3 separate regions of the Homo sapiens genome follow, and all the other regions are linked to region 3. A link is a contact called in ENCODE Hi-C data. All regions are on one chromosome and are shown on one strand. Each heading gives the region's core, a stretch centred on a gene start or an enhancer-like site at or near the end of the contact. The rest is flanking DNA. Distances are from core to core; before and after follow the strand shown.

Evidence for each region. A loop is a pair of places that touch in the nucleus more often than their neighbours do. Pooled maps may share reads with other maps.
Region 1: a loop to region 3 is called in a pooled map, with 14 times the contacts of the local background. The contact joins the promoter of CREB1 here to the promoter of RPE in region 3. A Hi-C loop is called at or near these places in 7 of 50 pooled maps.
Region 2: a loop to region 3 is called in a pooled map, with 4 times the contacts of the local background. The contact joins the enhancer-like site here to the promoter of RPE in region 3. A Hi-C loop is called at or near these places in 2 of 37 single-sample maps with no recorded cell type and 2 of 50 pooled maps.

Annotation. Positions count from the first base shown.
Region 1 is chr2:207,528,343-207,531,468 of GRCh38, forward strand. It overlaps CREB1 (cAMP responsive element binding protein 1), which reads left to right and starts at 1,620. Exons shown (of 8, transcript NM_004379.5): 1 at 1,620-1,792. LOC124907970 (a long non-coding RNA gene) reads right to left here and starts at 1,255. Exons shown (of 3, transcript XR_007088060.1): 1 at 1,094-1,255; 2 at 175-271. RefSeq lists silencers at 989-1,168, 1,839-1,968, 1,999-2,048, 2,759-2,928 and enhancers at 1,189-1,388, 1,649-1,748.
Region 2 is chr2:207,336,313-207,339,543 of GRCh38, forward strand. The region is part of intron 1 of LOC105373851 (a long non-coding RNA gene); the gene reads left to right. Among named protein-coding and RNA genes, the nearest start is that of MIR1302-4, 69 kb to the left of the region's middle. Within about 2 kb of position 1,524, at least 4 of the 41 ENCODE cell types and tissues checked have a DNase peak (open chromatin) inside an H3K27ac peak, as active enhancers do.
Region 3 is chr2:210,001,138-210,004,179 of GRCh38, forward strand. RPE (ribulose-5-phosphate-3-epimerase) reads left to right here and starts at 1,501. Exons shown (of 6, transcript NM_199229.3): 1 at 1,501-1,646. The coding sequence starts at 1,525. RefSeq lists enhancers at 1,510-1,559, 1,600-1,769.

The sequences.
Region 1 (3,126 bases), core at 370-2,869, 2.5 Mb before region 3:
AGCTGCAGTTGTTGGAGAGCAATTTAGGGAGAAGAGAAATCTTTTTAAAGAATTGAAAGACTTAAGCATGTTTAAATACCAGTAAGAAAGAGCCGGTAGAGAAGGAAAGGTTGAGAGTAACAGAAGGAAAGGAGACTCGTTAAGGGCAAAGTCCATAAGAAAACAGTAGGGTACCTGGAGTACCAGGAAGGACAACTCTTTCTTTACAAGAGAAGTGAGTCATGGGCGGAGTCCAGAATCGAACCCTCTCTGCTTCCTAAAGACACGTCTCCTTTAAAGGACAGAAAAAGAATGATTAAGACTTGAGGCCGGGCGCGGTGGCTCATACGTGTAACCCCACCACTTTAGGAGGCCGAGGCGGGTGGATTACCTGAGGTCAGGAGTTCCATACCAGCCTGGCCAACATGGTGAAACCCCGTCTCTACTAACAACACAAAAATTAGCCAGGTGTGGTGGCAGGTGCCTGTAATCCCAGCTACTAGGGAGGCTGAGGCAGGAGAATCGCTCGAAACCGGGAGGCGGAGGTTGCAGTGAGCCGAGATCGTGCCACTGCACTCCAGCCTGGGCGACAAGGGCTAGACTCCGTCTCATTAAAAAAAAAAAAAAAAAAAAAAAGACTTGAAACCCCAAGGAGAGGGCTGCAGAGTTCACTATCAAGGAGAATGGGGACCTAGTGGTGCCGTCCTGAGAGACCTCTGAAAGAACAATTCAGTAGTTTCCAGCCACGGAAGTCCCCCTGCTGGGTTTAGGGTGCAGTGGGTGCGAATCCCTGCTGTAGAAAACAGGCTGAGGAAAGAAAGCGACACAGGATGTTGTCTGGAGAAAGGCGGGGAGGTAGGATGGGGCATATTTCCAGGGGTCCGGGCAGGTTGTGTGGCTTGGAGGCCTCCGAGGGCCGTCGACGTCAGCCATGGTCCGGGCAGAGCCCCGCAAGGTGCCACAGTATCGGGGCCAGCGCCCCCCGGAAAAGCATGCTCCGCTGGCGGCCGCCAGGTTTCTCCGCGGAGTCTCGGAAAGGAAAACCCGTCCCCACGGGGGTCCCACGACGCCCCCGGGTCCCAGGCCCCGGGACGTTGGCAGAGGCGCAGCAGACCTTCTTCCCCAGCCCGCACGGCTCCAGCGGTCCGGCCGCGTCCCAGCCCGGGCTGCCCGTCCCCCGTCTCCCGGCGGCGTCGGAAAGTTCCCGGGGCTGGCGGCGGTCAAGAGCAGAGCCAGGGCAGCCGCAGCCGCCTTCTAGCCCGCCGCTCACCGCCGCAGGGGCAGGCCTGAGCGGGGGTTTCCACCAAGTCGCCGACACCCCTCGGGAATTCCCCCACTGGGCCACACACAAACCCCGCTTCCTCCTTCAAATTTCCGCTGCCGGCTTTACCGATGCGAAAGCCGCGGTGGAGTTTAGACCACTCCTCCCGGCGCCGGGCTCAGCCCGCCTTCGCCTTCCCTCTCCCCGCGGAACCCCTTCTCGTCGCCCGAAGAAACCCGAAGGTCTTCGGCAAGTTCCGTCCCCAGCGCGGGGGCGGGGCCGCTCGAGCTGCTCCGGGCCTAGCTCGGCTGTTTCCGTGCGCGGCCGCTGCGCACTCGGCACTGGGCGGCGCTGGCTGGCTCCCTGGCTGCGGCTCCTCAGTCGGCGGCGGCTGCTGCTGCCTGTGGCCCGGGCGGCTGGGAGAAGCGGAGTGTTGGTGAGTGACGCGGCGGAGGTGTAGTTTGACGCGGTGTGTTACGTGGGGGAGAGAATAAAACTCCAGCGAGATCCGGGCCGTGAACGAAAGCAGTGACGGAGGAGCTTGTACCACCGGTAAGAGGAGCAGGAGGAGGAGGCAGGAGCCAGAGAGAGCCGGGGGGACGGAGGGGGGACGGGGAGGCGCCGGACACCCGCGCTTGGGGCCTTCCCCTCGCAGGAGGGGCCGCGGTAAAGATGGAGCCTCCGCCCGAGCCCCACAACATCGCCGCCGCTCGCAGCGAACAAAGAATAATGGCGGCGGACTGGAGCCAGCGGCGGCCGGGGCGGCAGCGACTCTGCCTGCAGCCAGCGGCGGCGCTCATGGCGGGGGGCGGCGGGCGGCGGGCGGCGGGCGGGGTGGGAGCCGGCGGCCGGGGGTGTGTGCGGGCGGCCGGCCGCGGCGAGCTGGCGCCCGCGTTCCCGCCGCCGCCGCCGGGCCGGGCGCGGAGCCGGGAACCCGGAGCCGCCCCGGGGGAGGCCGCCCGCTCGGCCCGGCGCTGCCCCCCGCGCCGCTCGCTCGTCCGGCCCCCGCCGCCCGCCTCGCCCCCGGCCCGACCCGGCCGGGCCTCCGGGGCAGCCGCCGCCTAGGTGCCGGTGGGGGATGGAGGAGGAAGAAGGCGACAGTTGAGGGCAGAGGAGGTGAAGGTGCCTGCTGCCTTCCCGGTGGCTTCGGTGCCTGCCATGCCCGCTTCGCAAGGGGAAGAGCTGCAACGTCTGACCTACTCTTCTCTCCACTCTTTGTGCAATAAAGTTCGAAACCCAAGGTTTCCTCTCGTGCTGTATTTTATTCGTGCCCTTTCCCCCCCGCTCCTACACCGTTGAGGAAATGCTGCTTTCTGCCCTGTGTTGCTTAGTTGAGAGATGAGAGCTTGTGCTTTTGGGGGGAATTTTTGACTCCCTCACCCCTTTGCTTTTTTTTTTTTTTTAAAGTCAGTCATGGAAATGCATGCTTTTTGGGAGAAAGGGTGCTAAGAAAAACATTTATAATAACTTTTTAAACTGTTGGGATCTTATAAAAGGGAAGCTGGTGTTTGAAAACAGTTTCGGTTTTAACCCTTTTTAATAAGGTAATCATCACTTGAGATCTATCATTCTGAAACACTTCGTTGGAACGAGTATCAGCCGATGTACTCTTGTTTTACATCATTTCGCGGGGTGCAACCTTGCCAACCGCGTTTGGGTCATCTGGATCTCCCCTCACCCTCCGTCCCACTCCCCCTACCATATTTCCCACGAATTTCTGTGTGAACTTTAATGAGAGATTGATTTAATACTACTACTAAAAATAGACATTAAAGTATCCATTATTTGTCTCATGCAGTAGGTAACCCCCGTCTTGAGATTGACAATTTAAGCCACAAGCTGTATTTTTTCTTCGCCTGTTGGGAAAAGAGGACAGCAGAAAAGTC
Region 2 (3,231 bases), core at 274-2,773, 2.7 Mb before region 3:
TACCTAAAAAGCAACAGTATTTCTATATACTGGCAGTAAACAGATAGATAATATAAAGCAAAAGAAAAGCTATTCAAATAGCGACAAATATAAAATATTTATAAACTCAATAAGAAATGTATTAAAAGTTTTAAAACCTTGATTGGGGGATATATTTTTAATAATTAAGAGGAAGAGTTATATTTTTATTAGATGGAAAAATTCAACATAAAGATGCCAAGGCTCCTCAAACTTACTGAAATAATTCTGTCTAAAGATCCAACGGGACGTTTCTTGAAGGTCATTAGAATGAACACTGACGAATTGCTAAGCTTAGTGCTTATCTTATTAAAAACATTCAAAACTATAAACAGGAAAACTAGCAAAATGCAAATGTTCTTAGGGATCAGCCTCGTCAGATATCAGAACCTATTGTAAAAACTGAAACTGTGTTTGATGTAAATATAAAAATATAAAGAAAAAGAAAATAATGAAATCCCCTGAAACAGACCCTGTTATATACATATGTGTCACATTTTATAGATGGCCTCATAGTTCACAAAGTTTTCCACTTGCATTATCTTTTATGCTTCAGAATCATGCTAGGAATCAAGTCGTATTATTACCCTCAGTCTTAGTTCTGAAGAAACTGACACTCAGAAGTGGCTTGACCAACATAATAAAACTAAGATAAACCCAGACTTGAACCTAGATTTTCTGACTTCTCTTACCAGGCATCTTTTCACTACATCAATCTCACAATACATTGGAGAATATACTTTTTTTAACCATACTGAAATTAGGGGAAAAAATGTTTCGACCTGCCCTTACACCATGTACTCCTGCTAACAATAAACAAACAAAATCCTGTAGTTGTTTGATGAAACATAGAGATATGACACTGAACTAGGGTCTGTGTCTGTGGTTGTCCCTCACTGAGTCCACTCACAAAGTACGAAGCTACAATGCTTCCTATTCACCTCCTCCCACCCCCACCCCCACCCTATCACCCCCATCCACCCCAGATGAATTACTTATTGTCACTAAGACGTAGCAGTGCCCAAAGTGAAATTGAAACTCTCCAGCAAATTACTGTTAAAAGAAAGTATAGTCAGTCTGTTTCTGGGGAGGGGTTGGATAATTAGAGAGCAACTAATTAGGAGCATACAGTTAAGAGTAAGGACAAACAGAAAGAAGAAAAGGAGTAAGCAACTCATACATAGTGCAGACCCACTATGTGGGAAAACCACTCATCTCTGACATTGTAGCAAAAAAGCAGCTGTCAACAATAAACATAAATGCTAGCCTTAGCTGAATGGGCACAGCTGTGTTCCAATAAAACTTTATTTCCATAACAGGCAGCAGGCAGACTATACATTGATGACTCCTGTACTAAGCAATTTAAGATAGTTTTTCCATTCAATTATCCTAAAAAAAAAACCCCTTTAGATAAGAAATCAGAGGTTACTCAACATGACCACCTGACATTAAGATGGATACAAGTATTTGCCTCAGTAAGTGGCAGAGCTGAAATCTGAACTCAGGTCTTGTGACTCCCAAGCTGGGAAGCTGGAAAGTGTGTAGTCTTCTGATAGGGCAGCCTCCTGTGACTCAGAGGTTTAACTGGATTTTATGGGTGTGAAGTCTCAGCAGGTAGAAGAGGCCTGAACAGGCTGCATCTAATGAACTAGACATGTGTTGCACTGAACCAGGCTGGGAGTACGTGGGTGATCTCTGTTGCAATCATTTAACAAAGTAGGGAGGTATAGACATGCCCATTCACCTCAGACACACCCCTCGCCTCCGAGACATCAAATCCGCTCCTCCTAACACACAGCAGGGTGCAGTTGTGGTCAGAAGTGAGTGGGAGAAGGAGGGTAGGCAGATGGGTGGCTGTTTATGGAAACCAGGAAATCCCAAAAAATAAAGTCATCTAGAGCAATTCAGGCAACTTCTTTGAGTCCAAGCTTTCCTTTCTGTGGAATAGAAATGTCTGTCCTCTTTCTTTTCTTTTTTTTTAGCAAGATGTCAGAATAATACAATAGGAAAAAAAAAAAAAACTCTGTGTAAAGTTCATTGGGCACCTCAGGGATACATGTCATTTGATGACATAGTCTCATTGTCACCTGACGCCCCATGACTTCAGCTGGCTCCAGAGTCTGCATGTAGCTTTCTGTGGGGAACTCTGCCATCTTTACATTTAACACATCTCTGCTGACAGACCAGCACTATTGAGCTGGTGCTTTGACAACCACGTCGACAAGAGACCAGGAGAGATGCCATGTAAAGGTGAAAGGACAGTGACTAAGGGGAGCAAATGAGCTTTTAAACGAGCCTGACACCATCCAGCTAGTTTTCATACTCCCTCCTGTGAAAAATCTTGACATATTGGTACATTGCTATGAGTTATTTATTTATATCGGTGTATAGTGGCCTAATATTATTTGCTCTTGCAGAGTGTTATCTAGGACTACAAACTTATTTTATTTTAAGCTCAATGACATTTCATCAACAGTTAACACAGCGTGAGTAGCTAAAAGTCACTTCAGGACAGTACATGAGGCCTCTCAGATGTTGTTGCTTTATTGCTTGACTGGATAGTTCTCTGGCTTTCTCTACTTTTGATGGTTTCTGTTTTTACCCAGCTTTGTCTGTTTTGAGCTGTATTTTTTCAGTCCATTATTACATATTATATTATTTATTTCACCACAAGATTTATTTATTATCTGCAGTAATGAAAACTAATTTGTTTCATTTGCCCATGTTAGCTATGCCTAAAAGGGAAAACAATTCTCTCTTGGTCATACAGAGAGGGGTAGAATGGAAAGGAGATGGGTACAGTCACTGAGGAGTCTCTAAGAGGATTCCATCCTGGAGAACCCCTGCTCTGGGCTTGGAGAACTGGGCTCAAACAAGGCAGGGTTCATGTCAAACCCCTGGCAAATTCTCTCAATTTGGGACTGAGTCTCTCATGGTGCCTAGACTTTGGTAATGCTTTCTGGAAACTCAGAAACTGTTGGTCCTAATCTCAATTCAGCTATTGACATTCTGGTCTTTTCTATTTAAAGCCACAAAATTGACTGTTTATTTTCTAGTCATAGTTTAATTTTGTTTTGTTTTAAGCTCTCTTAGTTGATTTCTGCCCAATCAATAAGATCAGCCACACATTTAATCTGATTCTGTCATTGAGACAGCTGAACACCCTGGCAATTCTACAGCCTACTCTGGGTAAGTTCAGTCCATATAAACTCA
Region 3 (3,042 bases), core at 251-2,750:
TTCCGTCTTTTACACAGAGTACAAGTGCTCTATTCTGACCCCTTAAGGATTGCTCTTGCTAAGTCCATTTATCCCCGCCAAGTGGTTTTACTTCTGTCTCTTTTCCTGACCCTAGGCACATTTAGCATCAGGATACTCATCCATTTCTGAACTGTGTGTGAACAGCACACAAACCTATCACAATTTGTGAATGAGCATTGGAGAGGTGTAGGGGCCAAGGGAAAACTTTCCCTTCACCCTCCAAAGGTTTGCTGAAAATCACTGACAGAAAGAAGATTAACAGGAGAAAAGGCATAAAAACTTATTTGATTATAGTTTTACCTGACACAGGAGCCTTCAGAATGAAGACCCAAAGGTACAGGGGTGATTACCCATTTTTATACTTAGGTTCAACAAAGTATAGACAGCCATGTAGAAATACGATTGGACAAAATAGGCGATCTAATGCTAATAGACTGACCTGGCCTTGGCCAGTCTAGTTTAGATTCCTGGCCTCTCTGTGCAGCATTCCCTCCTCCTGGATATGGGATAGAACCTTCTCTAGAAGAGGAGTTTTATAACCTACAGTTGAGATGGGTCAAATAATTTATGGCCAGTTTTTACACAGAAAGGTGGAGGAAAGTTAGAGTAATGCTTTTGGGTTTTGTGTCTGGCTTCAGGGAAAGGGGGTTCCGGTTTCAATGACTCTTCTTAGGGAAGATGGGCTCCAGTTTCTATGACCTGCCTCCTAGAATGAGACTGAGAAGAGAGCAGGGCAGGAAGTCAGAGAAACACTGTTGCGTCTGAGGCCTTCACTTTGGGCTATCATTTTCTGAGCCTCAACAGAGGGAAAAACAAAAAAGGTAAGGAGGAACTGCAAAGGCAGAAAAAGAGGGTAATATAATAATAACTACCATTTTGTACTGAGCACCAGGCATCCTGCTGGGCGCATTACCTGGCTTCACTCATTTAATACAACCCTAAAGCTGGGCACTGTCTTTACAGATGAGAAAACCGAAGTTAAGAAGTGATTTGCCAGGTCACCCAGCTAGTATCTGGCAGAGCCAGGGTTCCTCCAGCTCAAAAGAAGAGCTCTAGGAGAAATACGAGGAAGAAAGGTTTTTAATTGTTGTTTTAAAGGGCCAGCATAGGCGCTGGAGAGGAAAGAAAGGCATATGCAAAGGGTGGAGAAACAAAAAGTGATGTTAAGTCAAGAGCCGAGGAGAGGGAACTGCAGGAGAAGCAAAGTGAAAAAAGGTTAAGAAACGCCTTGAGTACTGCGAGGACGTTAAGATCCAAACAGCACAAGAAGGAAGGTCAAAATCAGGTGTACGAGGCCCGTGTGCCCCGCCCCGCCCCAGGCGGACGGCTGACAGCGCCCCACCCCAGGAGGAGGCGGGACTTCCTCACCGCAGAGTGGCTGCTTCCGGTAGAATCCGGAAGCCTGTACGGAGAAGGGGCGGGGCCAAAACTGCGCGCCCAATCGGGGTGACGCTCTAGCCTTGCCGGGGACTCGTGGGTAACTTGCTTTTGGGAGCCAGCGGTATGGCGTCGGGCTGCAAGATTGGCCCGTCCATCCTCAACAGCGACCTGGCCAATTTAGGGGCCGAGTGCCTCCGGATGCTAGACTCTGGGGCCGATTATCTGCACCTGGACGTAATGGACGGGTAACTCCTCCGGGCTCCGGTCGGGCTTGCCGCGCGGCGGGGCGGATCAGTGCACCTTTATTGACTGCTTGTTGGATGTACCGCGTCCCTGTACCACCGAGCGCCTCACTCTGAACGCGATGCTAGAAGGGGTGTGGGGTAGGAGCCCTGGAGGCTCTAGCAGGAGCAGAACCGACGCGGTATCCTGGGTTGCGGCCGGGTCCCAAACCTCAGTTCCTCCCCTCCCCCCACGTAACGTGTGGTCTTCCATCACTTAGGACCCGGAAGCGACCTAAATCTTTAGGACATTTCTTCACTTTCAGCTAGAGAAACTGAGGCCCAAGGGGAGAAGCATGACTTGCCCAAGCTCATATAGCTAGTTAGTGGCAAAGCTGGGGAAACAGACTTCTCTAACGATTTAAGTTGGCACCTGCGGTTAGGTTCCCGAGTTCTGCCACTTGCTGGGTTACCTTGGACAAGCCACTAACCTCATTGAGCTTCAGTTTCATAATTTGAAAAATGGAACTACTAACAGAACCTACCGCTTAGGCATCTTGGAAGATGAAATGAGCGAGTACATGAGAAGTTTACAGTGCCTGGCGTATATTAAGTTCTCTATAATTGTTAATTACATCATTATTACAATTCTGATTTTCCTGTCTATTTTCTCTTCAGGCACCCTGCTCTTCAGGGAGGTCAGTTTTTTGTAAGTAATTTTTAAGCACCGTAGTTACAGCACATAATATTGTTTGGAGTCAGGATATTAGTTTCTGAAGTTGGTTACAGAATGAGGAAACAACCCCAGAGAAAGCAGTAAGACTCCCTCAAGATTACAGAAGATTGTGACAGACTTGCAACTTGGCTCTTCCTAGGTTTGCCAAGTAGTTCTCTGAGCCCCACTGTTAACTGACTATAAAAATCATAAATACCATTATCTTGAGTGGGGATGGAAAAATAAATTTATTTTAAATAGGTAAAAACCCTGTGTTCCCTCATTCAGTTTGCAAATTGGTGTTATTTTCTAAAGGTGATGATTTCCTTTTCTTTTTAATGTTAATCTGGCTTTGAAGAGTTTTATCTTCCATTGCTCTATGTGGTTAAATGTATTGTTTCTCTTTGGCATTTTACCCAGTTACCTTAGGAGTCCACCCAACTGATAATGACAAAACTTTGACCATAGAGTACTAAAAATAATAGGCCAAATGTGTAAAAAGTTTAGTAAATATTACCTCTCACAAAGGTTGGCTTTTAATTGGCCATTATATGTAATTATACTTATATACTTTATTTTTGACATCTTTGCTTGAAAGCCCTAAACTGTCACAGGTAATAATACCCTGAGTGTCTACCTCAAAGGTAAGTAGCTACATTTTTGTGCCTGAGAAAATACCTAGAGGGTCACAGGATGGAACAGCTA